3 separate regions of the Mus musculus genome follow, and all the other regions are linked to region 3. A link is a loop called in an ENCODE intact Hi-C map of the cell type or tissue named here. Cell type or tissue: left cerebral cortex. All regions are shown on one strand. Each heading gives the region's core, and the rest is flanking DNA. Links, peaks and the distances in the headings are about the cores only.

What was found. Peaks named below come from ENCODE experiments on the same cell type or tissue, not always from the same donor. Only the 100,000 strongest peaks of a DNase experiment are listed, where the experiment ranks them.
Region 1: a loop joins it to region 3, with 3 times the contacts of the local background. A loop is called at or near these places in 4 of 42 quality-filtered maps.
Region 2: it touches region 3 in a loop (4-fold over the local background); 3 of 42 quality-filtered maps call a loop at or near these places.

What each region holds. Positions count from the first base shown.
Region 1 is chr5:119,861,320-119,871,613 of GRCm38, forward strand. Tbx5 (T-box 5) reads left to right here. Exons shown (of 9, transcript NM_011537.3): 8 at 9,864-10,090. Among named protein-coding and RNA genes, the nearest start is that of Tbx5, 32 kb to the left of the region's middle. In left cerebral cortex, for the core only: no CTCF peak of the experiment used is centred there; DNase peaks (open chromatin) are centred at 5,129 and 5,710; H3K4me3 peaks cover 424 bases.
Region 2 is chr5:119,840,059-119,850,352 of GRCm38, forward strand. Tbx5 (T-box 5) reads left to right here. Exons shown (of 9, transcript NM_011537.3): 4 at 709-828; 5 at 1,695-1,842; 6 at 4,907-5,059. Among named protein-coding and RNA genes, the nearest start is that of Tbx5, 11 kb to the left of the region's middle. In left cerebral cortex, for the core only: no CTCF peak of the experiment used is centred there; DNase peaks (open chromatin) are centred at 1,710 and 5,083.
Region 3 is chr5:120,082,433-120,092,726 of GRCm38, forward strand. No RefSeq gene overlaps it. Among named protein-coding and RNA genes, the nearest start is that of Rbm19, 29 kb to the right of the region's middle. In left cerebral cortex, for the core only: CTCF peaks have their summits at 6,316 (motif pointing left) and 8,788 (motif pointing left); DNase peaks (open chromatin) are centred at 2,489 and 6,301.

The DNA of each region.
Region 1 (10,294 bases), core at 1,147-9,146, 220 kb before region 3:
AATCCAACAATTTTAAGGGATGCATGGAGCTGGGCCCTTCCAAATTTCATTTCTTCTGTTGGAGAGTTCTTGCCTCTGTTGTAAATCAATTTTCAGCCTCTGACCACACATGCCTGGCTTTTCACATGGAAGGCTTAGCGCCCTCGCTTTCTCTGGCTTGTGGCTAGAGGCCAACCGAGTGCCCGGTTACAGAGAGGTGACCTGAGACTTTTTTTTTGTGTGTGGCAGTCCAGACTCCTCCACCCTCCTGTGATTCTGGCTGCCCCAGGGGAAGCACGTTTATCTCAAACAAGAGTGAGGTTGTGAATGGAAAGCTGAGCAATGAGCTATGTTGTAAAACTGAGGTTGTCTGCAGAGACTCCATCTGGGATTTTGGGGAGCAGGTGAGAGGCTTGGATAGCTCCCCTCTTTCTTACCTGCAGTTTCACCCCTCCTGTCTCTCTACCTTTGGGCACTTGCCTTCGAGAGGGGGCACTGTGAGCTGCTCATTCGTTCATCTATGTTTTTACCATCTCTACTTGTGATGGACAAGATGTTCATATATAGTATAACACAAAACTTTGATGCATAGAACGTGAAACAGGCCATTAAGACAATCGACACATAGCCTGGGATAACTACTGTTTTCTTCTCTCTTTTTCTCTTCCCCCCTCACCTTCTGTCTCTTACCTTTCCTCTCATCTCTCTGCCCCTCTCCCCTCCCCTTCCTTCCCCCCTTCCCCTCCCCTGCCAGCTCTTCCCTCCCCTAGGAACACCTAGTTCTTATCCTCTGCGTATCTATATCACCCTGGGCAGCCCCCACCAACTCTATATCATGCTACTCTGTGTCTTTCTAGAGCTCATTTCTCTTGCATGTCCAGAATGCTTATTCATTGATCAATGTCTCCCCACGCCCTTTCCTCCAGCCCATGGCAGCCACCAGTCTGCTCTTCCTATTGGAAGTTGGACCATTTTAGACTACACCTAGGAAGTGAGGTCTTACAGCCTATCTTCCTATGTCTGGCTTCTTCCCCTTAGCATGACACCCTCCAGGTTCTTTTATGGTGTCTCAAATGAAAGGATTTCTTCTTTTTGAAGGGTGAATAGTACTCCATGATACACACACTCCACATTCTCTTTATCCATTCACCCACAGGCTTAGGTCATTTCAATTTCTTGGCTCTGGTGACCAGGACAGCAATGGACATAGGGATCCAGTCACCAATTCCATTCTTTTTGGATACAGACCCAGCAAGGGACTGCTGGACCACACAGTGCTTCTATTTTTAGCTTTCGAAGGAACTCTGCGATGTTTCCCAGGGTGACTGTGCCAAACCATATCCCCACCAGAGGCAGAGAGGGTTCCCCTTTCTCCACCTCCTCGCCAACACCTGTTATCTCATGTCATTTCGATAGTGGCCATCCTAGCAGGTGTGAGGTGACAGCCCCTGGGGGTGCAATTGCCTTGCATTTCCCCAGAAAATGAAGTTGATTCTTTCCTCATGGACCTGTTGACTGTTCGTGTGTCTTCTTTGGAGAAATCTCTGCTTAGATCCTTCATTGAATTTATATTTTTATTTAGCCAATTATTTTGGAGTGCTACTGTTGGTTGATCTCAATGCTCTGATCTCACCAAGTTTGTGCCTTACTACTGTTATATACTGATAATATATGTGTGTGTGTGTGTGTGTATATATATATATATACATACATATATGTGTGTATGTATGTATGTGTATATATGTATATATGTATGTATGTATGTATATATATGTGTGTATATATATATATATAAATATATCTATATCTATACATACATACTCAGGTGTCCATATTTTTATCACCATCACCACCACCACCACCACCATCATCATGGAGCTCCCTATCTACTTTCCAGCAGTATTTATCATACTTATAAGGGAGCTTGTTAGAAAGCAGATTTCTACATGTCCCCAACAGTCTGTCCTTCTAGGATGGGACAAAAGCTTCCTTGGGACAAGTTCTTTCAAATGACCAAGGGAGGGATTCATTGGCCAGCCCTGCTTTATTCTTTGGCCTTAAGAAATGAGCAGACAGGTAGATGTGTAACCCTGATTTCTGAAGACCGAGTCCCTGTGTGGGTTTCCTATAGGAAAGACTCCCCTCTTTCTCTGTTTTGTGCTCAGATCTGGCTAAGTAAGCATCAAAGTCACCCACAAGCCCTGTGCAGCATTTTATCATCAAACACTTAAGATGTGAAGAAAACACAGAATTAGACCAAAATGTCTGCCTGTAAGTCTGCTCGGTCACACGTGTGTTCATCTGTCGGTCTGTCTGTCCATTATTCCAGGCCATGTAGCCATCATCCTTCTTACTGTAACAGATCAAATTTAATCTACATCACAGAAATGAGCCATTTCAATCTAAACTGTTCAGTGTGTGCACCGTCAACCAAGATTCGATTTTTTTTGTTCACATTTCTTCCCTTTAGCTAAGATTTCCAGAGCGAGAGGCACACATCATGAGTTTACCTTTTGCTTCTTGACAAATGTACGCACTTGTGAAACCTAAATCTCTGTCAAAATCCAGAACCTTCCATAAAATCCGCTTATTCCTCTTATTGGCACATATAGGTGTGTGTGTATGTGTGTGTGTCTGTGCGTGTCTGTATATAGGTGTGTGTGTATGTGTGTGTGTCTGTGCGTGTCTGTATATGTATGTGTGTGTATCTGTGTATGTGTGTGTATGTATGCATATGTGTATGTATATGTGTGTTTATGTGTGTACATATATGTGTATGTGTGTGTATGTTTGTATGTGTGTGTATGTATGTATATATGTACATTTGTATGTGTATGTATGTGTATGCATGTGTATGTATATGTGTGTATGTATGTGTTTATCTGTGTGCATATATGTATATTTGTGTGCATGTGTATGTTTTTTATGTGTATGTATGTGTGTGCATGTGTATGCATATGTGTGTATGTGTGTGCATATATGTGTATTTGTGTATGTATGTATGTTTGTGTGTGTCTTGTGTATGTATGTGTATGCACGTGTATGTATATGTGTGTATGTGTTTATGTGTGAGAGTATATGTGTATTTGTATGTATATGTATGTTTGTATGTGTATGTATGTGTGTGCATGTGTATGCATGTATATGTGTGTGCATATGTGTGTTTGTGTGTTTGAGTGTGTGTATGTGTATATGTATATGTGTGTGTATATGTGAATGTGTGTGTGTGTGTGTGTGTGTGTGTAGGCTCAAGGTTAAAGTCAAGTGTCTTTCTCAATCACTCACCACCCATTGGCTCAGCCAGTCTAGGCACCCAGTTTGTTCCTGGGATCCCCTGTGTCTGCCCCTCTCACACTGGGGTCACAGATGGGATGCCACATCCTCTCAGCATTACGTGGATGCTGGGAATCCAAAGTCTGGTCCTTAGGCTTGTTCAGTGAGTGGGTTGCCCACCGAATCATCTCTTCCTGCCGGCAAGCTTGTCAGGTTTGAGAACTGACTAAGTCTGTTCTGTGTAGTGCAGTGTGTCAGATGGAAGGAAAAACTGTTTGGGGGACAGCCAGCCAGAGCTCACTAAGGCTGAGCCACATTCACACCCCACATTGATGCTCTCTCCATGGAGTTGCTTCCATTTGACTCCCAGATGTCCTGCAGGATGGACCTCCTTCCTCCAGTCCTGTAAATGGAAGAAATACAGCAAAGGACCAAGAGACAAGGGAAGCTATCCTGTGAGGGCCCAGGTTCCCCATGATTCGGAGCTGTCTCAGTAGCATTTGCTAAGACCTCTTTTGGACCATTGGATCTCTTTCAGATAGTGGGCATGAGTGCACACCTCTCCCTAGAAAACTGGCAAGCCCAGACTGCTTGCTTGATCTTTGAGATGGGGCTGCAGCTCAGAGCCCTTTTGGAGCCTGCTCGGTGCAAAGCTCTGCTTCCACATGTGCTATCCAGGATGGGGTGATGCACACCCATCCTCCTAACACTCAGAAGGCTGAGACAGGAGGATCAGAAGTTGGAAGCCAACTTGGCTATATAATGAGATGCCCTAACCTATTGCACCCCCCACAAAGTGAGACTTGGGGTGTAGTTCAGTTGGTAGAGTACTTGCATAGGATTCAGAAAGCCCTGGTTTCCATGCCCAGCACTACATTAGCCAGGCCTTCTGAGCATGTCTATCATCCTAGAGCTTAGATGCAGAGGAAGGAGTATCAGAAGATGGAGGTTTCAGGGAGGGGTGGCTTAGCCGCTAAGAGCACCTGCTGCTCAATTGGAGGACCTGGGTTTAGGCCCTAGCACCTACATATCTGCTTACAACTGTCTGTAACTCCAGTTCCAGGGGATCTGGTGCCCTCTTCCGAATTCCTTGCACACCAGGAACACATGTGGTACACACACACACACACACACACACACACACACACACACATACACACACACACACACACACACACACACACACACACACACAGAAGAAGAGCTTCCATACACACAAAATAAATAGATCTAATTGTTAAATATAAATTTAAAATATGGAATGGGGCTGGAGAGACAGCTCAGTGGTTAAGAGCACTTGCTGCTCTCTCAGGAGACCTGGGTTTAATTCCCAGAACCAACATAGTCCAGTCCTTAGGGGATCCAATGCTCTTTTCTGGCCTCCGTAGATCTCTCTCTCTCTCTCTCTCTCTCTCTCTCTCTCTCTCTCTCTCTCACACACACACACACACACACACACAGCGTGTGCGCGTGTGCACGTGTGCGCGATACACAGTCAGTCATGCAAAACACCCATACACATTCAAAACCAAACCAAACCAAAACTAAAACAAATGTTGAGGGTCATCCTTGGCTATCTATTGAGTTTGAGGACAGCCTGGGCTTCCTTCCTCCTCTCTTCTCCTTTACTGAGCTCTGTGTCCCCACATGTGATAAGTCTGCCCATCTACCAACCATCTCAGAACTCCTAGAGGCCACTGCCATTATGATCCCATTTTATAGAAGGAGATAGAAGCAAGCAAGGAGGAAAGAGAAACCAGGAAGCCACCCACCATGTCTGTGGCTGGCTGCTTGATTACAGAGCATCCACTCAACCAGGCTAGCATCAGAACCAGAAACTGGTTGCTGCTACTCTTCCTAGAGTTGTACAGCTCCACGGTCCCAGAGCTGCAAAGCAAGGGCTATTAGCAGAGAGGGAAGTCCTTCAGAGAGTCTTGGCCCCTCCCTTTCAACCACACAGCCCTAGTGGGAAATTTATGTAAACTATTTGTGCCCATTTTCCACAGTGAGATGATTTCCTGCCCTTCTATCATGAGAAATGAAAACCAAATGGATTTGTTAGCTGCACTGAGCTTCGTGTCACCCCGGGTGTGCCCTCCTGGTTCCCGCGGTGCCCACGTATGTCAGATCAAAATAACTTCCCCCGGTGGTTGAACATACCAGGAAAGTTCCCTGGGGGAATGAATTTGCCCGGCACGGCCCGATTTAATTTAGGTCTCAGAGGAAAATGCGGAGCCAATGAAAGAGGGATTTACCGCACAAGAACGGGGCTTTAACAGTTTTCACCCCACTTTGGTTGTTTTAAAAATGCTGCCAGAAATTGGGTAAAGCATCTGCCGGGAGAAAACAAAAGCGTCTCCGCCAACACCAGCTCCCTGCCACCTGCTTTCGTGAAAAGGCCGATTCAGCCCGCTGCAGTGTAGAGGGAAGGTTCATTAGATGGCGGGCGGCGGCTGATGGTGCAGTTTGGCCCTCGGTTTCAATATTCCCTTGTAACGTTTTACAACCCAGACCCGTGGACAATGGCGTCATTCAGTACACTCCCGCGCTCGCTCGCAGGGAACAGAATGTCAGGGAGCCTGAGTCAGGGAGGGGTCTGGTTTGTGGGTTATGGCACCCAGGGAGAGTCGAGGAACTCAAGATCTGGCTTGTGTCTGGTGCCTCGGATCAGCCTGCTTGGTGGGGTGGGGGCTGGAAATGGCGGACCGATGGACGGAGGGATTGAAGGTAAAAGCAGCAGACTGTTGGAGCAGTGCGCCTTGTCCAGTGCCCCCGACCCTGCCCTCTTGTAGCCAATCCACAGTTCTGTCTTTTCAGCCCAGCCCCTTCATTCGTGAGTTTTCTTACCTGTATGGCAATTCTTACATAGTCACGTGAAACAAGGGACGATCTGGGGCTCAAGAGCCGGAAGACATTGAAGGCAGTCAGTACGGTGGCTGGAACACGGATCGTGGAGGTGATGATGGTGGGAATGGGAGTGCAGCTGCTGCTGAAGGTGGTGGTGACAGTGGTGGATGATGAAGGTGGTGGTGCTGATGGTTGATGAGGACCGTTGTGATGCTGATGATGGTGCTGGTGGTGATTATTATAGTGATGGTGGTGGTGGTAATTAGGGTGAAAACCTGTGCGCACCTTTCAACCGTCACTATAGTTCTACAATGCTTTGGTTTCTTTGTGGACATTTTTAAGCTGTAGGTGAAAACAACCCACCTTCCCATCCAAGGCACCATGGTGATGCCACCAGACAGGGCTAACAGTCTCTGACTGATCTATCCTTTGATTGGTCCACGAGGAGCTCCATGGAGACCACCCTGCTGTGGTGCACTTCCCACATCTCTCTCTCTCTCTCTCTCTCTCTCTCTCTCTCTCTCTCTCTCTCATCTCACTGGATGGAGGAGGCAGGATGACTTCCCTCACCCACAGCCTGACACCTGTCAGATGGCCTCAGGACACAGCATCTCAGGCACTAAACGAGATGTTCTTGATACATGCCGGGAATGATGTTTGAAGCTCCTTAGAGAGAAACAAGCTGTGAGGGACATGTGGTTATTGGGGATAATATCACTTTTCCACTTCTGGAAGTGTTTATAAAACAGGGTTTGGCCTTTCTTGGGGTGAGTAATTCTGCAGTTTGGCAAGGTTGGATGGGAGAATTCCACGGAGCACGCTGGTCTGCTCCCTTGTAAATTCCCTCCGCCAATATTTTTGGAGGCTTATTTTCTTTAATTAAAAAAAATAACCATTGCCGTTAAACATATAAAACCCCAAATGATTTCTCCCTTCCTCCTGGAGTGCTGATGGGCCAGCATTTGACCTCAGCAGACTCAGGCTGAGTTGCCGGTGAGATCTGATGGCTTTGGTACCGTTTTATTATTGTGCTTTTTTTCTTTTATTCTTCTTGGTTTTTCCATTACACGGTTTGAACCACAAAGCCAGTGATCTTAAGCTAATGCCATTTCACTTAGCCTCCTGGCTGACTGGTGGCTGTGTGGCTCACATCCCAGCTGGGATCCAAGATGGCATAGACCCCCAGGGGAAGCTTAGCTGAGAGACTCTTGGGTGTCATGAGTGGTGGATATGAGTGTCACGGAAATTTGGCAGCTCCTGAGTTCCTTGCCTGGCTACAGTGATATGTTTCCTCATAACAGAAGCAGAGGCAGAGAGTAGAGGAGGGTATATCCCTGGTGTATAAAAAGGGGTTTTCATTCCAGGCCTCTGCTTTAGACATTGGAAGGAGTGCTTACATAATAGGTGAGCTTGAATTCTTTCTGGCTGCATCTTGACCAGTTCTGGATCTTTGGGCAAGTTGACTAATCTCTGGGATTCAGTTTCCTAATCTGTACAATGGGCACAATAACTATAACCTCATCATAGCATCATGGGAAGGGTGCCATGGGCTCTTGCTGGTGGCTGTGCATATGGGACTTGTGTCCCCATATGCTTTGTATTTTATTCTATTTGTTGGCATTCAGGTATTAAAACTCAGGGCCTTGTATGTCCCATGGGAATACTCTACTACTAAGATACACCCCTAGCCTGTTATTAACTAGCTAACAAATTGGGGCACCGGGAGTTGAACCCAGATCCTTAAGCTTGCCAGGCAAGTACTCTGCTACTGAGCCACATCCATATCTACCTATCTATCTATCTATCTATCTATCTATCTATCTATCTATCTATCTATCCCCTCCCCTTCTCCTCCCTGCCCCTCTGTGCTGGAAACTGAACCGAGAGCCTCATGCACGCTAGGTGAGTGCTCTACCTCTGAGCTACACCTCCACTCCCAGTTGCACACTTCAATTTCCACAGGTAAACATCTATTTTAGTTGCACAAGAGGAGCTGAGTGAATACCTCAAGCACCTCGTCTAACGCATGTGATCGCTCAGAGTGAGACTAAAACTATTTGGATCAAAAAATCACCGTAAAAATGCCCCAAAAGATACTTGATTCCAGGTCATGAGTAAACAAATAAATAATATATGAACAAACTCTGACGCTTGGAGTTTCCTGATCCCAATGTGCCTTGGGTCAGAATATGTCCCTAGCCTGTCTAGTACCAGGGTTCTCTGGCTGAGCATTGAAACCTATACATTTCTCAGAATACTGTGATTAAATTCATGAAGCACATACTCTAGACAGGAGACTAATAGTGTTGAAATGGTTATCAAATTATTGTCATTGTTATTATTATTTTGGGCTCCTGATCCTCCTGCCTCTGCCTCCCAAGTGTTGGGATTAGACGTGTGATCCACCACACCAGGCTTATCTGGTGCTGGGGATCAAATGCTGGCCATCATGCATACTAGAACACTCTACTGAACGGTTACATTCTCAGCTACATCATCAGAGAACCAGATTCTGAGAATCTGGTAGGATGGAGGCTCAGTGGGCTATGTGAGCAATGCATTTGGATCCGTGGCTTCCATCTTCTTTACCCTCCCTTCCCCCTCCCCCTTTCCTGTCTCTCTTCTTCCTACTTAACACAATCGCAGCAGCGACGATGACAGGCTCCTGCCAATCTCCTCACTCACTCACTCGCTCAACATTATAGTCTCTTGAAAATTATCTAATTTTTAAATTTCATTTTTAATTATGTGTATGTGTGTAGGGAGGGGATTGTGTGCACATGAATACAGATACTTACAAACTCCACAAGACGGTGTCGGCTGCCCGGGAGCTCGAGTTATCATTGGTTGTGATGTGGGTGCTGGGAACCAAACTTAACTCCTGAGCCATCTCTCCAACCCCTGAGGATTCCTTCCTTTTATTGTTGTTCTTATGATGAGGATGAGGAGGAGGAGGAGGCGGAGGAGGAGGATTCGTGTATGTGTGACTGTAAATGTGATATGTATGTGGGGTATGCTAGTACCATGGTGTGCATGTGTGTAGGTCAGGGCAGCACAACTTTGTGGAGTTGGTTCTCTCCTTTCACCTTTATGTGGGTTCCAGGGATTGAACTCAGGTCTCCAAGTTTGTGCAGCAAGCCCCTTTACCCACTAAGCCATCTTGCCTGCTCATGAACTAGAGATGTTTATTTCCCTCAACTCACGGAAGGGAGAAACCAAGCCATAGACTAGTTAGATATTTAGATATCTCAACGTGACAAAGACATCACTTAAAAGGAAGTAGAGGTTACAATCAGGGATGTGTCTGGATTAGAATGACCTAAGGCTGCACCTGACCAGAGCAGTCTTTTACTTGGGCAAAGATACGGCCTTAAAAAAAAAGTGGTCAGAGGTCAGAGGTTAAGTCTAAGTATCTAGGCAGTGCATCCGGCTTTGAACTTAGTTCAAAGATATTGCAGATGAGGGGAAATAATTTCACGTGTGGCAGTGGTGGACAGGGATTCTGAAGTGCTTTGCTTTCCTGACTGTAAGAAGTCTGTTTTCAGACCTACTCGCCTCATGTACAAGACGTGAGAAGTGTGTGTTGGACATACATTCATGGCATGGGATGTCAGGGGTCACTGGCCTCTGGATTATCAAAGACTCTCTAGTTTCTTATTTTGTTGACTTTTCTGTTGGACTCATTGACACGAGGCTCAGCAAGGAGGTGAAGTTCCATCAAAGCACCGGGGAACTTATTTTTCTCTTTGTCTTCTTCCTTTCAGTAAAGAGTATCCTGTGGTTCCCAGGAGCACAGTGAGGCACAAAGTCACCTCCAACCACAGCCCCTTCAGCAGCGAGACCCGAGCTCTCTCCACCTCATCCAATTTAGGGTCCCAGTACCAGTGTGAGAATGGTGTCTCTGGCCCCTCCCAGGACCTTCTGCCCCCACCTAACCCATACCCACTGGCCCAGGAGCACAGCCAAATTTACCACTGTACCAAGAGGAAAGGTGAGTGTGGCAGGCCTGCTGGGGCTCTGCCCTTACTGCTCGCTGCCATGGCGGGGCAGGGGTGCTCGCCACTATGGGGGGGTGGGTGGACGCAGAGCGACATCTGTTTGCTTATTATTTATTTAAAAGTAAGTGGCACAGAAATATAGAGGTAATAGGAAATTCAAACCATGTCAGTAAAAGTAAGAGGTTCATTTAGTATGT
Region 2 (10,294 bases), core at 747-8,746, 240 kb before region 3:
CGAGGTATGGGGGAGCCGAGTTCTGTACTAGTTGTGTGCCTTCAGCTTTCTAGTTCCGGCTTCGGCTCGCTCTAAAAACCGATCTGTGGAAGGGGTTGGAATTTCTTTCCTGAGTGCCTTGGAGTTTAAGCTCCCCAGGGAAACCTGCCAAGCGCGTGGAGAAGTTGCAGACCATTTATGAGTGACCGCACGTTGGCCATACGGGGCTGGTCACTAACCCAGAGAACTTGGGAACCGCGTTCTGGTAGCCACGGTTAACTTGCGCCTCTGAGGGCAGAGGACTAAAGTTAGTATTCAAGGTGATGTGTCCCTAGGGTGCCACCTTGGATGGCAAACCTCGAGCTTGAGTGAACAAGTGGCTAGCTTCGTATTGAATGAACCTCCCCCTCCCCCTGATACTAGATTATCCAGCTGAAATGGAGTCTCTCTAAACTTGAAAATCTAGAGGCAACAATCCCTGGGCTACACTTTCTTCTGAGGTTCCTGCAGTTGCTGTGGCTGCCTCCCTTCTCTCTGCGCCTTCTTCTCCTCCCGGTAACTTCAGGGGAAACCCGGCCTGGATCTCACGGAGGATGGAGTGGGGCCAGTGGTTTTCAGTGGAAAATGGCTGAAGATCAGGGACCCTCTCTTCTGAGTATCTGCACGAATCTCGCCCCTTCTTTCTCTCTGCCTGTTCCTCCATTCATCTCCCTCTTTCTTTTTCCTCAGGAGAATGTTTCCTAGTTACAAAGTGAAGGTGACTGGCCTTAATCCCAAAACGAAGTATATTCTTCTCATGGATATTGTTCCCGCAGACGACCACAGATATAAATTTGCTGATAACAAATGGTAGGTTCCAGGGTTCCAAAGGGCAGGGAGGGCTGGGAGGAAACTGTGTTGCCTAGCTCACACACAGCAACCGGAACAGAAAATCTACAATAATAATAATAATAATAATAATAATAATAATAATAATAATAATAATTTCCAACTAAATCTCAAGGCTTTTGTGCCTATCTTGTTGTATAATAAAAGGACCACAGCCATTAGCTCCCATTTCATAGACCTAAAAACTGAGGCTGTGGGAAGTAAGAGGACCCCGTGTACTTCAATACTCACATGGGCTGTACTTTTTTTTTTAATTCTTTTTTTTTAAAGGGTATTTTTTTTTAAACCAAGTACTGGATATATTTCTGGGGGGCATAGAATCATTTACAGTTATTTTTTTATGAGTTACCTGCTTTGAACATGACTTTTTATATGAAACTGCAAAACTGGCCAGTGGCTTTACTGGTAAAAAAAAAAAAAAAAAAAAACGGCAGAGGAGACTCATGCCTGGGCTCCATTGCTCCTCAGGCAGTGGGCAGTGCACAGCTCAGAGGCTGCTGGCTCCTTTTAAAAAGCATTTGCGTTTTGCAAATTTGAGAGTTTTGCACGTGCATATTTTCAGATACCACCGATAATTTGCGGGCAGCCGAGACTTTGAGGCCCCACACTCTCTGGCACTAGGCTGGGGGGTGGGGGAGCAGGCAGGCATGAAAGGCGGGAAGAAGAAAGGGCCAGGCCAGGGGTTTTCTTGGACATAGTGTGGGCTGTAAATGTCTGAAGGAGACGGAATGTACCCAGAACTTTGCCTTCGGAAGCAGCTCTCTTCTGACCAGCTACCTCCAGGCAGGCCGTGGAAAACCCCCGCAACTCTTTTCTCCTTCATGTAGGTCCGTAACTGGCAAAGCAGAGCCTGCCATGCCGGGGCGCCTTTACGTGCACCCGGACTCCCCAGCAACCGGAGCCCACTGGATGCGACAACTTGTCTCCTTCCAGAAGCTCAAACTCACCAACAACCACCTGGACCCGTTTGGACACGTAAGTACCCTGTCTCCCATTAATGTGTGACACACGCTCCCCCTTACTTCTCCCCAGGTCTCTATCTTCGGCCCCCTTTTCTGCGGCTCCACAGCCCTGGAGCTCTCTCCGGCAGCCAATTACTTAGCCCCAAGCTGTTCCCCAGCTAATTGGGACCCACCCTCAAGGCTGAAGTTGTCAGCTCTTTCATCACTCTAAACGGGACTTTATCCCATCTCATCTTTTTGCCTCCGCTCCTCTCTCTGTCGCTCCGCACCTGACCTTCTTGTCCCCGCTCCTAAACATTTCTTTGCTCTCTACAGTTCTCAGACTGAGAGGACACTCTCTCCGCTGCCTGTCCTGTGTTCTATCCCAGCTTCTCCATCTGTTAAAGCTTCTCTTTGTCACTGATCTTTCCTGGTCTCATGCCTCCTCTTTTACCGGTGGCAAGTGACTTCTGGCTCCGTTGCCCCCTTGAAGCTCAGTGCTTTTAGACTTTACCCAACTCTGCAGTCTCTTTTCTCCTTTCCGTGCACAGAGAGGACAAACCTAGACCAGGATCCTGAAAGCTAGCATCACTTTGGATCTATGAGAGGGGTCCAGGGAGTCCCCCAAACTGTGTGAGGGTACAGTGAGTGTGTGCATCCCCTCTCCCAGGTGATGTGTGTAGCCATTTCAATCTGGCCTCATTCTCCTTTCCCCCAAAGAACAAGAAAACACAGGCTTTTTGGAGAAATAGCCCCAAATCTCCTGGTTACTTTGGGCTTTTGAATTCTCCATTCAAAACCCTTTGTTAGATGACCATGCTCATCCTTGGACATCTGATACTCAAGGATGCTCTTGCAAAGGGGAGTCGGGGGATGGGAGAGAGGTTAGAAGATATGCCCAAGTTCATACCTTTTGCTTGGGGATAGGGATCTTACCAGCAGGGCTCATAGTCTCCAATTTAGGGAGATGAGGGTCTAGGTAGGTTGGACTTGGGAATAAGTTCAAATGAGAACTCTGCTCTTTCTAGGTGATAGTGACAGAGGCCAGGCCAACTGGGACCTAGGGAGGGAAGAGGGTCTCAGAATGGTCCACTGAGGGGTTCTACATGTGGGAAGGGGAGAAGGCTGGATTGTTGGTAGAAAGTTTTATCTATCCTGATTACTTCTTATGGATCATTGAATTCAGTGGTCCCAGTGCGGAAATGTCCTGGGGTTCTTCTGCTCCAGGGTTAGAAGGCTTGGGGCATTCCTCTGGTTACTGATCAGAAAGTAGGTTCAAGGTCCTGGGGGTGGGGGACTCCCTGCCTGCTTCCTTCCTTGGGCTCCCTCCTCAGGGATCCTTAGTAGGGGTCTCCATGGAATCTCCAGCTGGCAACTGAGTTTGTCTCACAGTCTCCTTTCAGCTTCAAGTTGCACCTCTATGTTTTGGACAGTACTTTTTGGGGTCATTCTGGGGTAGACTTCCAGGAAAGGTCCTTGGCCCTATCAACAGATACGAGCCACTTAGCTGTCCCCCCCCCTCCCCGAGTTTCCTCTCAGCAACTCATGGACAAAGAGTGAGGTACTCTACACCGACTTTGAATCTAGAGTCACCCTGATGGAATTAGGGGCCATTAGATCACCCTCATTCTGAAGTCTCCACACTGTCCCCAGCTGTCAAAGCAATTTGGTTAAGCCGAGAGGACGAGAGGACGGCTGTGCTGGCCCAGGGGCTGTGGCAGTCAAGCTGGGGGCCCCAGTGCGTCTCTCTGTCGCCATACCACTGGTCAGCCAGCGTCATTATAAGCCCGGGAGGTGGAGAGGGTGTGTGTGTGTGTGTGTGTGTGTGTGTGTGTGTGTGTGTGTATGATTAGAGCTGGACATCCCCAAGCAGGAACTAAGAGGTCATATCTTACATCTTGGAGGCTTTGCTTCAGGATTGATTGAGCCAGGAATTCTGAAAACCAGGGTCAGCAATGCAAACAATCGCGGAAGCTGAATCCTGCTGCAGTTAGGGCTCCGGATCCTGTAGGAAGAGCAGGACTGGGGAATGGGTAAAGAGTTTGCATTAAAGAGTTTTGGGTGACTTTTAACAGCCAGCCCAACATCAAAATATGGGCATCATCTGGACAACAAACCCAGTTTTATTGCTGTGAATGCATATGCAGGAGTCCCGCCTCTTTGCTTGCTCCCCTCCTCCCTCTCCTCAGTCCAATAACAATAATAATAATAATAATAATAATAATAATAATAATAATAATAATAATGTTGTAGCAACAACCAACAGCAACTGGAGTAAGCCCTACTCAGAGTAGCTCAAATAGGGAGAAGAACAAAACCACTTTTCCAGTAGATATAGAGATCCGTCCCTAAGTCCCAAATATTGATACTCAAAGAAAGAAAACCTGTAGGTCAGCCTGTCCCTGCCACAGAGGGGCTCTCCCCTCACTCCACGGACTTAGGAAGACAGACCAGACTCTCCTATACCACTTTAACCCCCTTCCCCCCCCCCCTTACGACTCCATTTTCGTGTTTCAAAACAAAGGACGCAGGTTTGAGTTCTATTAAGAGCCACCAATCCTCAAAAAACTAAAACTGCTATGCTCAGTTGGCAGGGTCAGCTCTTGGCCTTCCTCAGAAGGTGTTTGAGGAAGGGATGTGCTGTGACTATTTGTACATATGCACATAGGTTCTTCCTGTCCCTCACTGCCACACACTGCTGGTCAGTTCTCCCAGCCCCCCGCTGGTTCCTGCCTCTAGACTTGCCAGGCTCCCGTTGGGGGCGGGAAGTGCCCTTATACACAGAGTTAATTTATTAAGCAAACTTTATTAAGAATTCTGATTTACTGCCCTGTGTGCTTTGGGTAGGTTCCTGGAATATTACCTTGACTTTCTAATGTGGAAATTGTCATTTTTGAAATGTTTCTTTTAGATGAAATCACTGGCCCTTTTTCAAAACAGAAGAGGGAAAAAAAGACTATTTTTTTTCTTTCCGAGAGCCCATATAATAAAGCTAATTGGCAGTGTAGATGGGGGAGGAGCAAGGATCTAGCTGGAAACAAAGGGAGTTTTGATTATTTTTTTTCTTCTGACAATCTCATTTTCTCTGTTATTTTTAGATTATCCTGAACTCCATGCACAAATACCAGCCCCGATTACACATCGTGAAAGCAGACGAAAATAATGGGTTCGGTTCAAAGAACACTGCGTTTTGCACCCACGTCTTCCCGGAGACAGCTTTTATCGCTGTGACTTCGTACCAGAATCACAAGGTAAGCCTGAGAGAGTCTCCACCCGCCTGCACCGCCGCGGGGCCGCCTGCTGCTTTATGTGGACGCATGCGCTGTGTCCTCACCGGAACGCAGCCCTTTAAGACGGAGGGGTGGGTCCACAGTCCTACAGCCTCTGCTGCTATTGTCCTCCAGGGGGCTGGGCAGGGGCCAAGTTGGAGCTGTTTGCGTTGTATTCATGGTGAGAAAGAATCTCTCTCACCTATGCTTTCTAGTTAGAACCAAACTAGTTATCACGCACAATTGGAGTCTACAGAAAGGGGGAGAGGAAAGGTGACATTGTGCTGCTATGGGTGGCTAGTGCCACCTTTGGCGAGGATTGGCTTTTCTGTTGAGAACAGGATCAGTTGTGGTTTTTAGAGGCACCTCAAGTGGCAATGGGGAAGGTGGCACAGTTCAGGCTAATTGGGGGCGGGAGAGCCCCCCCACCCACCCACGTAAGCTCAGTGGAGCTTGTCCCACCCACCCCGCCCCCCTCCATCTGGGTGAAGTTAGCTGTAAAGGTTCTAAGGCTGACAGGGAAGGCAAGAGAAGGGTCACAGGCAGGTTTCCTTCTGGGTCATCCAGTGCAGGTTATCCTGGTTCTGGCTGGGTGGTAGACGACGATCCCTCCACCCATCCTCTGTTAGAGCACACTGTGGGCAGTCTCTGAATTCGGATGGAAGGTGGCTGAAGTGTGATGGACGATCTCTTCCAGATCTACGGAGAGCTTCCTTCTTTGCCTCAGAAGAAATCCCTGCCCTCTCCCTAACACGATGCCCCCCCCCCCACTTTTTTTTAAAGGGAAGGAATAGAGCTGACCCCAGCAAGGGCAAAATGGCGAGGTCAGTTGCTGTGATTTAGTGAAACTGTATGTCATGCACCAAGAAATCGGGCTTCCTTACAGGCTCTGCAAGCCCTGGTTTAGCTGTGGCCTTAAAGGCTTCCAGAGCTGACACAAGAGCCATGAATACCTCCCCCCCTCCCCCCCAGGCAAGCCCAGGTTCATAGAGGATGTGTGGTGATGGTGGTGTCATATAAAATGACCTTTAAAAATGTGGGTCTGTGGATCCTTGGCATGTTCTGAGTTCTATGTCATGGTAATGTATGACACATACATAGTGGACATTCACTGTTCCTGTCCCTCCTGTCAATTTGTTTTTAGATTTATACAGTATGTTCTTTGCCACTTATTTGTTTTTTGAGCATGTTTGGGTTTGAACTCGAAGCTTCAAATATTGCTAAGAATACATCCTGCCACTGAGCTGCATTTCTGGCCCCTTAAAGACTGACTGCTATATCATATCTCTGTGTGTATGTGGGCTGTGTGTGTGTGTGTGTGTGTGTGTGTGTGGCATACGTTGTGCTAGAGTATGCTTATTGAGTTTAGATGACAACTCGTGGAAGTTGGTTCTTCCTTTCTACCTTTTTGTGAATTCTGGGAATTGAACTCGGGTCCTCAGGCTTGGTGGCAAGCACCCTTATCTGCTGAGCCATTTTGCTGAGCCTTGTATGAGTTTTGAGCACAGTCTAAAGATCTCACAGGTCTGTCAGTGTGGGTCTCCAGTCACACAATTGGGTGTGTGTTCAATGACTGCATTGAAGCTCCACAGGAATTGCTTTCTGTGTTAGTGGGGCCTGGGTCTCTAGTTGAAGTGTATATGAAGGCCTCTTTAGCCAAGTGGGCAGGCAGTTTCTGTACATGCACATCAGGAAACAAGTTTCTGCCACTTCATCTTCCACAGGATCTTCCTTATTTCTTACCTGTCGAGCCCCGAAGTCATTAATTTCCTGTTGGAAGAGCCCAAAGAGATACATTTCCCAGTCACGCTCAAGACCCTTGAAAACATTCTTCAAGTGGATGTAGGACCTGTGACCTAATTATGTGGGCCCATGGGTTCTTATGATCTGTGGACAGTATCTCTGCCTTCATTGTCCCAGCTGGAGTGGGTGGTGAGTCAGCTGAGGATGTAGGTGATCCCGCTGAGATGCTAACACCATGTGGATTAAGGGCTGTACCCCATCTGGGGATGAGTGCTCCGATTCAAAGGCAGGATCTAACTCAGTTTCCCATCTGTAAAATGGGAATTATACATCATCATCACCATTATCATCATCATCATCACCATCACCATCATCATAATGATAATAGTAGCATCCACTTCACAAATAAGAATTACCCCCAGATAATCCCTGAAGCCGTCATAGATCGATAGGGCAATGACCTGGATCTAGCCACTGGTCAGTTTGCTCACACAGGTCAGCTCTGTTCAGAACTGTGATGTTCTGGGGAAACTCCTAGCTTGTTCAGCACCACTCCTTGAGTCTACTGAAATCCGCACGACCAACATTCTAAAAATAGGTCTTATTATTGCGGTTGAAAAAATTACAACAAATACTGGTCTTTGTGGTTCCCTTGGTTCCTTGTCAACCAAGAATGAACTTGTTTTGTCTTGGATGAATGAGTTTGGGGGAAATATTCTGTGTAAGTGCACAGCCAGTAATACCTGGGGGATGCAAGGCCCTGGTTGGGAAGGGGTTCACAGAGCTCAGTGCACCCAGGATGTTTTCCAAATGCTAGGCAGGTGCCAGGTAGGGTGGGTCCGGTGGCAACGGTCCTTTCTTAGACGAAAAATCATGTACCTTCCAACACAGGACCCTTAATGGCGAGCTGTATTTCCTCAGCCCAGCTGTGACCCTAAGCTGGATTTGGGAGTTATTTCCCCAGATGTTTGACAGCCTAGGGGGAAAAAGATATTTTAAAAACTGGAATCTTCCCCCAGCTCCGACGTTCACTCGGGAAACACGTCTTTGTTTGGGTTTTTACAGCAGTTGTCAGCAGCTCCAAGCACAACGCCTAGAAATATGTAGGTGTTAAACGCAAGTCACTCGGGGCATTTCATTTCCCGGTTCTTACTACAATGGCTGTGTATGCAAGCATGCGTGTCCCTCAACGATAGCTGCCTTTTCCATCGCGAGGAGCTTTGCCCCAGCTTAAGTCCCTGTATATGGAGTTCATATTTATGAGGTACAAGCTTTCTGGTTGGGACCAGGAAATGAAGCCCCTAATACAGAGACATAATTAAGATTTTTGGCCCTCATGAGTTGTGTTTTTTTTCCCCCTCCGAAAGCAAGAATTTGCAACAATTATTTTCATTAAGTTTTACAACTGCTGTCTCACCAGTTGGAGCTGGCATTTATGTTTGCTTACCCCACTCCTCTACTCTCTCCCTTCCCCGGATATCCGGTTTTATGCTGATTTTGGAAGGGAGTGCATTTGTATGGTAAATATAAGGAGGTTTCCTTGGAGATTTTAGGTTGCTATAGGCTTCCAGGTGTGCATATTTGGGGGGCTTATAAGCTGACACGCAGCCTACAGGGGAGGGAGGTTGTTACAGAGTGGCTTATAGTGTAAGGGATTGTGTGCAAAATAAAATGTGTTTCAGCAACAGATGAGCCTGTCTAGAAGGATTTCTGAAGGATGATTCTGGTGTGTGTGTGTGTGTGCATGCCTGTGGTGTGTGTATGTATGTGTATTTATGTGTGGTATGTATGTGTGTGGCATGTGTATGTGTGCATATCTATGTGTGAGTATGTGTGCACATGTGTGTGTGTTTGTGATATGTGTGTATATACATGTATATGCCTGCATGGGGTGTATATGTGTGTGATGTATGTATGTGTACATATGTATGTGTGTACATACATGTATGTATGTCTTTATGGTATGTGTACACATGTATATGCCTGTGTGTGCCTGTGTGGGGTGTGTATATGTGTGTGTACATGTGCATGTGTGGGATGTGTGTATGTGTACATGTGTGCACATGTGTGTGTGTGTTTGTGGTATATGTGTATACATATGTATATGCCTGTGTGTGCCTGTGTGGAGTGTGTATGTGTGTGTATGTGTGGGGTGTATGTGAGCATGCACATATGTGTGTGTTTGTGGTATGTGTGTATACACACGTACATGCCTCTCTCTCTCTCTCTTTCTCTGTGTACATTCATACCATACCCACAAGTAGAAGTCAGATGACAACTTGAGGGAGCCAGTTCTCACCTTCCCTCCTATTGGTCTTGGAGATGGAGCACAGGAGTCCAGGCTTCATGGCAATCACCAGCTGTACCATCTCACTGGCTCTGCCTCACTTTTGAGACAGTGTCTCTCACTGAACCCAGAGCTCTCCAATTGGCTAGAGTGGCTAGCCAGTGAGTTCCTGGGAATCCTCCTGTCTCTGAACTTCCAGAACCAGCGTTCAGTGGGATCTGAACTCAGGTCTTCATGCCTGTGTTAGGGGCACTTTACCCCCTGACCCATCACCCCCACCCTCCCCAGCAACGCTTTATGCTTATATCCTGGAGGGGGTCTATGAGGTCCCTGAAAGAAGTAAGGTGGGTGTGGCATAGAGCCCAGCAGTGGAGCAGTGTGTGCAAAGTCCTGGATTCTCTTTCCAGCACTGCCTAAAAGGAGACATATTTAAAAATCAATGTTTAAGTGTATCTATAACTAATTATTTTTTATTCTATGCAATGAGGTTTTGCTTTGTTTCATTTTCTGAGACAGAGTCTCAGTAGGGGACCTCAGTCCCTTGGTTTTGCTGCCTCAGGAGCATGGTGGAATTACACGTATGAACCACCACACCTGCCTGCCCTCACGGCTTTGTATGAATTAAGCAATGATGAGCTTATGAGTGACCTCAAAAGACATAGAAACAATCACTGTGAGAAAACAAAAACTTGTTTGAGTGTTTTGTCTGCATGTATGTCCGTGCATGTATGTATGTTCGTGCATGTATGTCCGTGCATGTGTGTTTGCCCGGTGCCCATGAGGTTCAGAGCAAGGCATCTGATCCCCTGGAACAGGAGTTACAGACAACTGTGAGCCACCATGTGGATGCTGGAAACTGAACCTGGGTCCTCTCAGAGAGCAGCCACTGCTTGTAATTGATGAGCCATTTTTTTTTCAGTCTGCAAAAAGGTCTCCCCCACCCCCAACAAAATAAAGCCCATGTTTTTCATTTTTTTCCCTTGGACCAATTTTGGGTCCTAAGTTCTTAAAGGGACAGTGATGTTCTGGGCTGGGCCCTGGATTCACAGCCTCATCGTCCCCAGTATTTATTGCAAGGACTGGTAGGGATCCACTTCAGTGGCTGGGATGGGGGAGGGGATGAGGGACAGGACTCTGGTTCCACCCTGTTGAAATGATCTAGCAATTATTGTGTTTCTCTGTAATAG
Region 3 (10,294 bases), core at 1,760-9,759:
AACATCCACTAAGATTTCCCATCATTCTCCAAGACGAACAGTGCAGAGTGAGCTGACAGATGTCAGCCCCCACCCCAGAATCACTCGGGTTGTCCTGTGGTGTCCCCACAAGTCCTCATCCAAGTCCCCAGGGGTGCCAAAGCCCTTTTCACAGGTATCTGGAGTCCTTGGGGTTGGAAATTGGAACATTGGCTAGACAGACTCTCAAACGTGGCTTCTCAAACTACGGCCCATGGAGCGGCAGCTGAAGCTAGCTAGAAAGCCAGAATCCCAGGCTCCACTCAGACCGACCTGAATCACTCTCCACAGCTGGACAAGACTCACAACCACACCTACCCTGTGCTGTCTAAGGACTCCATGTGCCTGGGTGGAGACAGGGGGACAGCCGCTCTGAGTACGAAGATACCATCTTGTCCTTAAGGCACCTGCCCAACTCTCCATGTCTCTCCAAACTTGGAGGATTGTTAGGATGTGGTTTGGGAAGGCCGGGAGGGGGACAGAGGTGGCAGCAGGTGGCTATGGATGAGTGGGTGGCCCAGGAGAGATGGACGAGTGGTGGCCCATGTCCCCATGGCTGACGGATGAGCGGGCAGTCCTCGGGGAAGATGGATGAGGAGAGTGGAGACGGAGTGATGGATGGGCAGGGGCCAGCGAGAGTTGCTAGACAGCTGCAAGGAGCAAAGGGCTTAGCACGCAAGACACTGCGCTGTGGGTGGCAGGGAAGCTGGGCAGCCGTGTGCAAGGAGCGGGCTTGTGCATTCCCCCCACACCCCCGCCGCCGCCCTAGGAAAACAAGTTCGGCAGCCTCAAGTACATTAACATGGTTGGACAGCCATCGACCCGCCTCCAGGACTCTCTGCCTGTCATCTGCTAACTCATGGTCCTCCATCCACTGCTCGCTCTCTCTCTCTCTCTCTCTCTCTCTCTCTCTCTCTCTCTCTCTCTCTCTTGACTTGCATATTCAAGGTGCCTCCTATGTGGATGTCTGTGTGGTTTGGACCCCTATAGTTTCTTCCCCGTATCCCTAGCTTTTTCCTGTAGTAGAACGTGGGTAAAAATCTTTCCCCTTTTGTGAACTAGGAGGAGGACAGTGGTGATGGAGAGACAGCTCACCCAGCACTGCCCACCCAAGGTACCAATAGTTGATGAATCAGGAGGACATTTTGGTCTTCCGTGGAACATTCTGGCCTATCTGTCTTCAACCTTTTCCTTGTCCATTGTTGGATTGAAAAGGAGGGAACCTGGTTGGAGAAGAAAGGAAGAGGACTGAGAGGAACACACAGGGCCGATGGCGCCCATCTCTGAGGCTGAGATGCAGGGTGCCTGCAGAATGAGTGGTCCCAGCTCCTGGGTCTCAGGAGGGTGGAGTTAGAAGGGTGTTTGGAGCTTCAAACTCAGAAAAGCAAAAAGAGGTCTGGTAGAGCATTTACCTAGTGCATGCAAAGCTATGGGTTCAATCCCTGGGACTACCCAAGTGCGTGTAAATATTACATTCAAATGCTGTGTGTCACTTTCCACACAGGACACACATCTCCCAGAAGGCCAGGGAACTGTTCCCCACAGAGACAAAGAACCAACACAGCACACGCTCCAAGATCAATGAGCATGGAGATGTCTATATGAGGTGTCCCCCCAAAGACACCACATGAGGGAGGGGCTAAGTGGGTCACTAATGGATGAGCCGAGCCTGTGTACCAAGCCACCGCTCCTGAGGTCACTAATACATTTTAAATCATACAGACAAAATGTTTGGCTTTCAAAGCTATCTTTAAAGACTGCGGCAGACTTTGGTCCCAGGGCTCAGGAGCCAGAGGTAGTGAATCAAGGCCAAACTGGTCTACAGAGTGGGGTCTAGGCCAGATTTATACACTTACATGTAGTATGTAGGAAGGCATGGGAAAGTGCATGGATAAACACTGGTGATTGTCCCTAAGAAGCACCAGGGGAGGCCTTGACTTTCTTAATTTTGTATGTCTTTTTGGGGGCGCGGGGGGTTCAAGACAGGGTTTCTCTGTATAGCCCTGGCTGTCCTGGAACTCACTTTGTAGACCAGGCTAGCCTCGAACTCAAAAATTTGCCTGCCTCTGCCTCCCGAGTACTGGGATTAAAGTCGTGTGCCACCACACCCAGCGTTTTGTATGTCTTGATCACGTAAATATATAATAGAAATGCTTACATACGATCACATAAATACAAAGTTATCTCTTTTCCCTTCAATCCACCCGTGAGAATGTCTCTGATCTCTCCATTGGGAACCAAGGGTGGCTACACGCCTCCTCAGTCACGTGATCCTTCCGCCATCCTAAAGACAGACGCAGTTGTCACCAGGGACCAAGCAGAGAAACTGAGGCACTGCTGTTGGAGGTCCACCGGACCGGAAGGGGTGGCTGAGTGTGTGCCTGCCTGAGCAGTCCGCGCGGAGGTGAGCTCGAAGCTCATCCCTGTGCCTGGAAGCCCGTGACTCAGATACTGCCGGCATTGTACAGATACTAAAAGTGGAGGCAGTGGAGGTTGAAGACGCTGTGGGAGGCGACCCAGCCTGTCTGGTGGTGTTATTGATAATTCTTAAGGACAGTTGCTGGAGGTTGAAGGGCCAGGGCAAGGACCACCTGGACCCTTGGGCTCCTGGTGCATGCTGGGAAGCCTCACACGTTACCACCCCACCCCACCCCACCCCCCCGCCCAGATGAGGACTTCCTTTTCTGCAGTGTGCATGCAAGCTGGCACTTCCCTCAACTGTTGCTAAATGACTGCAAAACAAAGATGTCCCCACACAAACACTTTCAAGCCTTGCTACTACCTTAGTGTTTCCACCAGAAACACAAAGCCTGGACGGGGCTTGCTGTGTTAATAGGCTGTGCCAAGACACAGGTGAGACAGAGGACGAAGTACCGAAGTACCATAGCAAGGATCAAGTTCAGCGAGGGTGTGCCTTCAGAAAGACCCGTGGAGCTGATGAACCGTCTGGGCTCCTGCAGCCCCCACTCCTCTAGGACAGCACTGAGCCCCAGTTACTCCCCTCCTACTTCTGTGACTGAGGCCAGAGGCACTCCAGGCCTCCCCGGACATGCGCAATACACCAGGGAGCCGGGTTCAGGCCACTGGGAGCCCAGGAGGGTAACAAGGAACTGACCCTCTTCCTGTTTCCTGGATCCCTCTTCTGTACCCAAGGCCTCACTGTGCCGCACCCTGCCCCACACCTCCCATACCCCCCATACCCCATCCTGCCTCAGACGTCCTGATATGCCTTCTGCCTCCCTCTCTGTGAAACGGGCTAAGAAATCAACTAGGAAACGATAGTCTTGTTCCCAAAAGAGCAAAGAACTTTTTCTTGTGGTCCCGGGGCTCACGGGAGCCTTAAGGATAAAACAGAAGAGAAATGGACCTTTCAAGGAACAGCCTTGGGCCTCTTTGGGAAGTTGTGCAGTAAATCTAAAACTCCCAAGTTGAATGGCCTTTAGGCCCGCTTCTGGAGCCCCACCCTAGAACAGTAACAGTCGAGCCTCGGAGAACAAAAATGGGGATGTTGGTGGTAGCACCCTTCTTACGTCAAACTGGACATGAACCCTTGACGGTCGGCAGGGGAATGGCAGGGCAATAGGCACCTGGCCAGAGCAAGGAATAGCATGCAGCTATTAAAAAGGATAAGGTTGGCATGCCAATGTTTTTTTTAACTTAAAGGCATGTCCAAGACATTAATGAAATAGTAATAATTTGGATTGGTTTTTGCAGAAGGAAGCCAAGGCTGCGTGAGTTTGTGTAAACAGGAGAGGGCAGGAAGCTCCCATGCATCTAGGAGTGACTGATATGATGTCACAACTTTCTGAAGTTTCTCAAAGAGATACACCTGCTAGTACTCAAAACCACAAGCTAAGTATTCAGGGGGTGTCAAGAGGGCTAAATAGATAAAGGAGCTTGCCACTAAGCCAGACAGCTTGAGTTCGATCCCCGGGAATCCACGTGGTATCCAACCAACCCCGTTGTCCTTTGACCTTGACTTGGGCACTGTTACAACACACACACACACACACACACACACACACACTCAAAGAGGAGGAAATAAAGCTAATTTTAAAAACTAAACATCAAAATTAAAACCTTGGCCTGGGAAGATGCCTCAATCAGGAAGATGCTTGCCATGCAAGCCTGAAAAGCCAGGTTCAGATCCCTAGCCCCAGAGAAAAGGGTCAGATGTGTCAGTGCTGGGCAGATCTCTGGGGCTCACTGGCCAGCTGCCTAGCTGAGTGAGCAAACCCCAGACTCCAGTGTGGGAATGTGCCTTAAACATTTACACAGAGCCAGGCATGGTGGTGCATCCCTTTAGTCACTCGGAATACAGAGACAGGAAGATACCTGCGACTTTGAAGTTAGACGGGTCTACATAAGACTAAATGGAGAATGGTATATGTATATATAAATACACCCACGCGCGCGCACACGCGCGCGCACACACACACACACACAGAACATATTATCTCTCTCTCTAAATATATATGTGTGTGAGAGAGATATATGTATATGTATATTATATGTATATTATATGTATATTATATGTATATTATATGTATATTATATGTACATACATATATATATATATAGCCCAATTTTTCACTTAAAATTGGGGAAAAGAAGCTGGAGCTCTCTAGTATAATATTAGTCACACACACTTTAGTAAAGTGTTGGGTGGCTATACTTTAGCAAAACCAGATCTAAGACAGCCATGACAGGTAGGACTCAATAGTGAGGTCCTGTCCCAAACAAACAAATCCCACATGTGGTTTCTAAGGAACATAACCCAAGATTGATTTCTGCTTTTCACATGCACATACATACGTGTACCCACTTACACACATCAAATAAAAGTTTTTAAAATAAAGACCTTAAGGAGCTGCCAAAATGGAGCCAGAACAGGGAGGGGTCCCCATTGGCTCCCTGTACCCTTCTCCCCTCTCTTCCACCCCGCCCCCACCCCGTGGGCATCGTTACTTGTCCTTTCTTCCCCGCCCTGCTCCCTGGCCATCTCCAGCCATCTCCCTGGTATATCTCACGCTGACACACACCATGTTGCCAGCCCTCCCGTTCCCAGCAGGCCTGCTGCCCCAGCCCTGACCCCGTCCCTCGGAGAGGTTGAAAGGGCACCCTGAGATAACCCAGCTCCAGCTCTCCCACAGGAAATCGGGGAGGAGGGAACCCCCCACCCCCACCCCCGCTGCCTAGTTAGGGTCTTCAGAGCCTCCCATGATAAGAGCAGTCGTGTGCTGAATGTTCCATAAGTACCAGGCTCAGTGCTAAGCCCTGTCCTGTGTGACCACACCCTGCTTGCTAGGGACGCTCAGAAAGGAGAGAAAGGGCTGAAGGAAGAGACCTCGGAGCCTTGCCTGGCTCATGTGTGAAATGAAATGATCATGGTTCCCTCTACCTGAGGTCAGAGAGAACTGGGGCAGGAGCGGGGGCCCCTGTAGTCTCTTACGTAACCTGTACATGTTCCATATTCTTGTATCCAAGCTGGGAACACGGCCAGTGTTCCTGAAGCACTTGCCCTTGTTGGTAATTCATCTTTAGACTGATAGGAGAGAACCTGGCTGATGAACTTGCAGAGAACCTGGTTTAATCTACTCGGAGAATAGAAAGAAAGCATCTCAAGATGGCCACGTGACGTGGGTGGAGAGACTGGACCTCCCCCAACCCCTGCAGAGTTAGCGGTCCCTTGGGAAGCGCAAAGATGGATTCTTTGCAGAAGGGGCCGGAGCTGGGGTGGGCTGTGAGGAGTTTAGGGAGCATGGACAAGGAACTGGGTCTTGTTGCTACAGTTTGTACCTAGAAGGCCTACTGGGTCGAAAGAAAGTCATCTCTTCTCACCTGCTTGGCCTAATTTCTCTCCTGTTTTTTTTTTTTTTTGTTTTTTTGTTTTTTTTTTTTTTAATAGGAACAATTGCAGAATGTCATATTGATAAAAATATAAATGTGAGTTGTTAAAGGTTTAAAAGGTAAAATTCAATCAACTGACATCATCATCCGGGTCCTTTACAGGGACGATCTCTTAACCCTCCTCTACCGTCCCACGAACGATAGCATCATGAGCCCCACCGTTCAAAAAGGAAGGCTCAGAAGCACCATGCTCAGCCTCTTTCAGCGGCGTTGCCATAGAGGATGAGACAATTCCATCCTAGTTCTCAGATGGGAAAACTGAGGCATAGAGAGACCAAGTCCCATATCAAAGATGTCAGAGAGGGCAAGAAGGAGCGAGAGCTAGGAGCCAAGCCGGCCCGCGCCAAGGTAGCTTGCTTCCGCTTGAAGAGCGCGGGCGCCCCCTTGTGGCAAAACATCACTTGATGGCAGTTTAGACTGAAGACGGAAAAGGGGCGGGTGCGGAAGGAGCGGGGAGGTTGGCAGGGAGGCTCTTCCAAAGTCACTGGTTATGTTGTCACCAGGCCAACCTGGCTCCGAAGGTCCTGAGGGAGAAAAAAAATCTCGTCTCAGCAACCATAAGAGATTTCTGACATGAATGAGTTTCTAGGCAGTTTCCTAGAAAAAAACGGGACACAGGTTCACACTTAAGACCAGGAGAAGAAAGAGGTGGATCTCTTGGGTATTAGTCACTTTCGTATGAATGCTCTTTTGTAAAACCAGATCTAGGATGGCTGAGATGTACTGAAGAACGCAGGCTGGAAAAAAATGAGGAAAAGACCATGATGAGAGTCAAGGAAGCCTGACTGTGGTCTTAACATTTCTCCTCCCAAGTTTGTCAGGAAATTCTGAGCCCTAAGGTCTTGAGGGCCTTTGGGAATGCGGTGGGCCATGAAGGTGCCCCCCACCGCTGAACTAGGTGGCTCTCTCTGAGCAGAGAAGCACCCCCACCCGCACCCCAGCAATCACCATATCTGCCAGTATCTTGATCCTGGATCCTTGATCCAAGGCAGAGCCGAGACCTATACATGTTTATGGAGTCCAAACTCTAAGGAACAAGCTAGAAGTCCCAGCAGCAGACAGTGGGGAAGCTGACCCCACCCGCCAGCTGCAGGGGGATAAAGATTCTGTAGTCTCTCTCCCTCTCTCTCTCTCTCTCTCTCTCTCTCTCTCTCTCTCCCTCTCTCTCTCTCTCTCTCTCTCTCTCTCTCCCTCCCTCCCTCCCTCCCTCCCTCCCTCCCTCTCTCGTCCTAGGTGTGTGCTGGGTTCTCTGCCTGAATCCTCACCAGCATGTTTCATCGTCAGTCGATTTGAGGGCAGTGTAGGATTGCATTCGTTTCTCTGACAGAAACATGTATCTAAGAATTCCTCGTGTTTTGTGCCCTTTGCCTACCCAGGGGCTTCTCCTCTATCCCCACCCACATCCTGCCCCCAGTATCCTCTACTTAGCCCTACCAGCTTCCGCTCCATTGACATGACCACCTCCAAGAAGTCCTCCAGCTCCATTCCTAACACCCTGGAATTGCTCCCATCCCCATCCCTAGTCCTGTCTCTTTTAGGTTCAGACCCCACCCCACCTCCACCCCCGATTCTGCAATATGGCATCTCTCATGCACATGCACTCAGAACGTTGACCATGCCACTGTGTCCCCAAGTAAAGGTGTGTCCAACCCATCTCGGGACTCTCCTCTGCACCCCCGCTGAGTCCTCAGCCCCATCTGTAGAAAGGACTGGGACACAGTTTCTCCCCTCTCTGCTTCAGGCAAAGTACACGCGCTTCTGCACAGCCCTCTGGGAGCTTCAAGGAAGTGGTTTTAATTTTGTTCCTTGACTGGTGCACAAATCTGGTTGCTAGAATCCTGGTTCAGAGTAGGGTGGTGACCATTGAAGTCATGAGTGTTACATCATCAGGAGATGCTACCGTCGTGTCTGATGACTGGAGACGACACTGTCATGGTCAATAGCTGTCCTGTGTTCTGTATAGATCGATGGCTCCAAGCTAAGTTCATGTGGGCACCCGTCCCTGTTGATCTGCAAGGACAGTGCAGATACCTAGGCTAAAGAACCACCCTTACAGACACACCATACACTCTGAGACTACCTCCCAAGTAAGGGCTTCAACCCCAGCCGTGATCCCTAAAACTGCTTCTAGGGAGACCAGCACCAGATGTCTCCAAGCCTCAGGTGTGAGTCGTTATTCTCCAAGACAAACTCACTGTGCAGCTCGAGCTGGCCTGGAATATGCTTTGTAGCCCAGGCTAGACTTGAACTCATGATTCTGCTACCTCGGCCTCCCAAGGGCTGTGGTCACAGGTGCGCATGCACCAGGGGGCCCACTTAGGTGTGACTCTTTGATCCGTGCCTGGGTAGGACTTATGCTGTTGCTACTTGAGGTAACAGGCTGGGCAGGGCTCTGCCTAGGTCACTGATGCCAAGGTCACGGATGGGGGTAGGAAAATGCTTCTAGGTTGTTTGTGAACTCCCCCCCTCCCCCCCAGCTAGAGTAGATGTGGCCTCCTTGGCTTTGAAAATAAGCAAAGAGTTTGCCATTCTATACATTGTAGGCTGCCTGGGTCTCCTGAGGTGGGGAACTGGAGTCTGTGTGCTTCTGGTTTCTCCTCACTGACCCTGGGTCTTGTGTGCTGGATCCACTCCAAAAGGGTATGAATGTAACAGACTTATGAACCCAGGATGGGGGGAGTTAATCTGCAATATTAAAAAAAAACAAACAGCATCATCTCTAAAGTTGAGAACAGAGCTCAGGAGAGCCAGCTCTGGGGTTCAGAGAACTCACTGCTCTCGCAGATGACAGGAATTCAATCCCCGACTCCCACCCTCCTGTGGTTACTGTGCCAGGGGATCTGACGCCCTCTTCTGGCCTCAGAAGGCACCTGCACACACACGTCCAGACACACATACATAATTTTAATTTTTTTTAAAAAATTTTTTTTGTAAAGTTAAGAACAGAACACTACATTGCTGCCGAATATCTTTAAGCCTGGAGCAGGAAAGAAAAGCTAGCCATTACCCAGTTTGTCTGTGTTTGAGTCCTTGGCCTGGGTACACCTCCTCTGACTGTCAGATCATTTTATAGAGTGTTTATTTGGGAAAGGAATAGAATAGGCTTTTTGACAAACCATCATCAAATGCTTCCAAGAAAACTCAAAGCCCTGAGCGGAGAGGATGTGGAGTTTGCCTTTCCCGAGTGGAAGCCAACAGAAGCCCAGGCAGGCTGGTCATCTCTGGATGGGGCTAGCCCAGCCAGGGCAGGAGAGGCCATCTTTCAGAGGCGCCAAGGGACCACCCTGGGCAAGGCTGTCCACCAGGACTCACAAGTGGCTCATTGTCCCCCAGACAGCCAGGCTCTGGGCTGGAGAGGAAAGGTGGAGATTGTGTGCGTTGGCAGAGTCAGTGGGGAGGGTCTGGGGATAATCCTGCTGTAAAGAGATGTTTGAGCTCCGGTCCTGATGAAAAAGAAAGCCAGGGTCAGTTTCGAGGGGGTGAGGCCACTGGTAAATTGGAGATGTGGAGGCTTCAGGGTGGAAGCCTCTGTTTTGAAAGAGATTAGGAGATAGGAAGAGGGGAAATGGGTAAGAATAAAAGCCAAGACCTGTATTTCCATATGGGACCTGAGAGATGCCGGGTGTGGTAACTCACGTGCCTAGAAAGCCTAGCATTCAGCCAGTGTCTACCCTTCTTTAAGGCTCAAAGAAGGTGCCACACAGCCACCACTATTTGATGCCATTAGGAGGAAAATTGTTATCCCTGCTTCAGCCAGTCCTTCATCACGGGACAGGCATGTCACACACTAGCCTTCTACAGCCTCATACACGTGGTTCACAAATGATACCATGGCTAACATCCCTGGATTCTGGTCACACTCACCCCTTCCCTGAGAACTATGTGCTACACACACCCCATGACCTTCCCTGAAGAGCTAGCACTGGCTCAGTCAAGCTACCCAACCTCTCAGAGGGTTCTCAGATCCTGGCTTGACACAGCGTATCCTTGACAGAGGACATGGACATCAGGCACTCTCCAGAGACACTTCTGTTTACACACTAAAGGAGCAGCGCTGACCTCTAGTGAACAGAGATCAAAGATCTGTTGTTCCACAATGCCACGGCAGTACTGAAGGCCAATAGAGCCAGAAACATCCAAGCTCAATGGCATAGCCTTCCCCCAGTCTCTAGGACCACTGATGGAAGGGACTAAAATACTTGTGTGCATCTAATACACACACCACACACACACACACACACACACACACACACACACACATCCTAATACTTAACTCTTCCCCCTTGGACCATAGAAACAGCTAGTGCCAGGGCCACAGGATGACAGTCAGAGCCCAGGATATCAGAGAGGACCATTTGGGGTACCC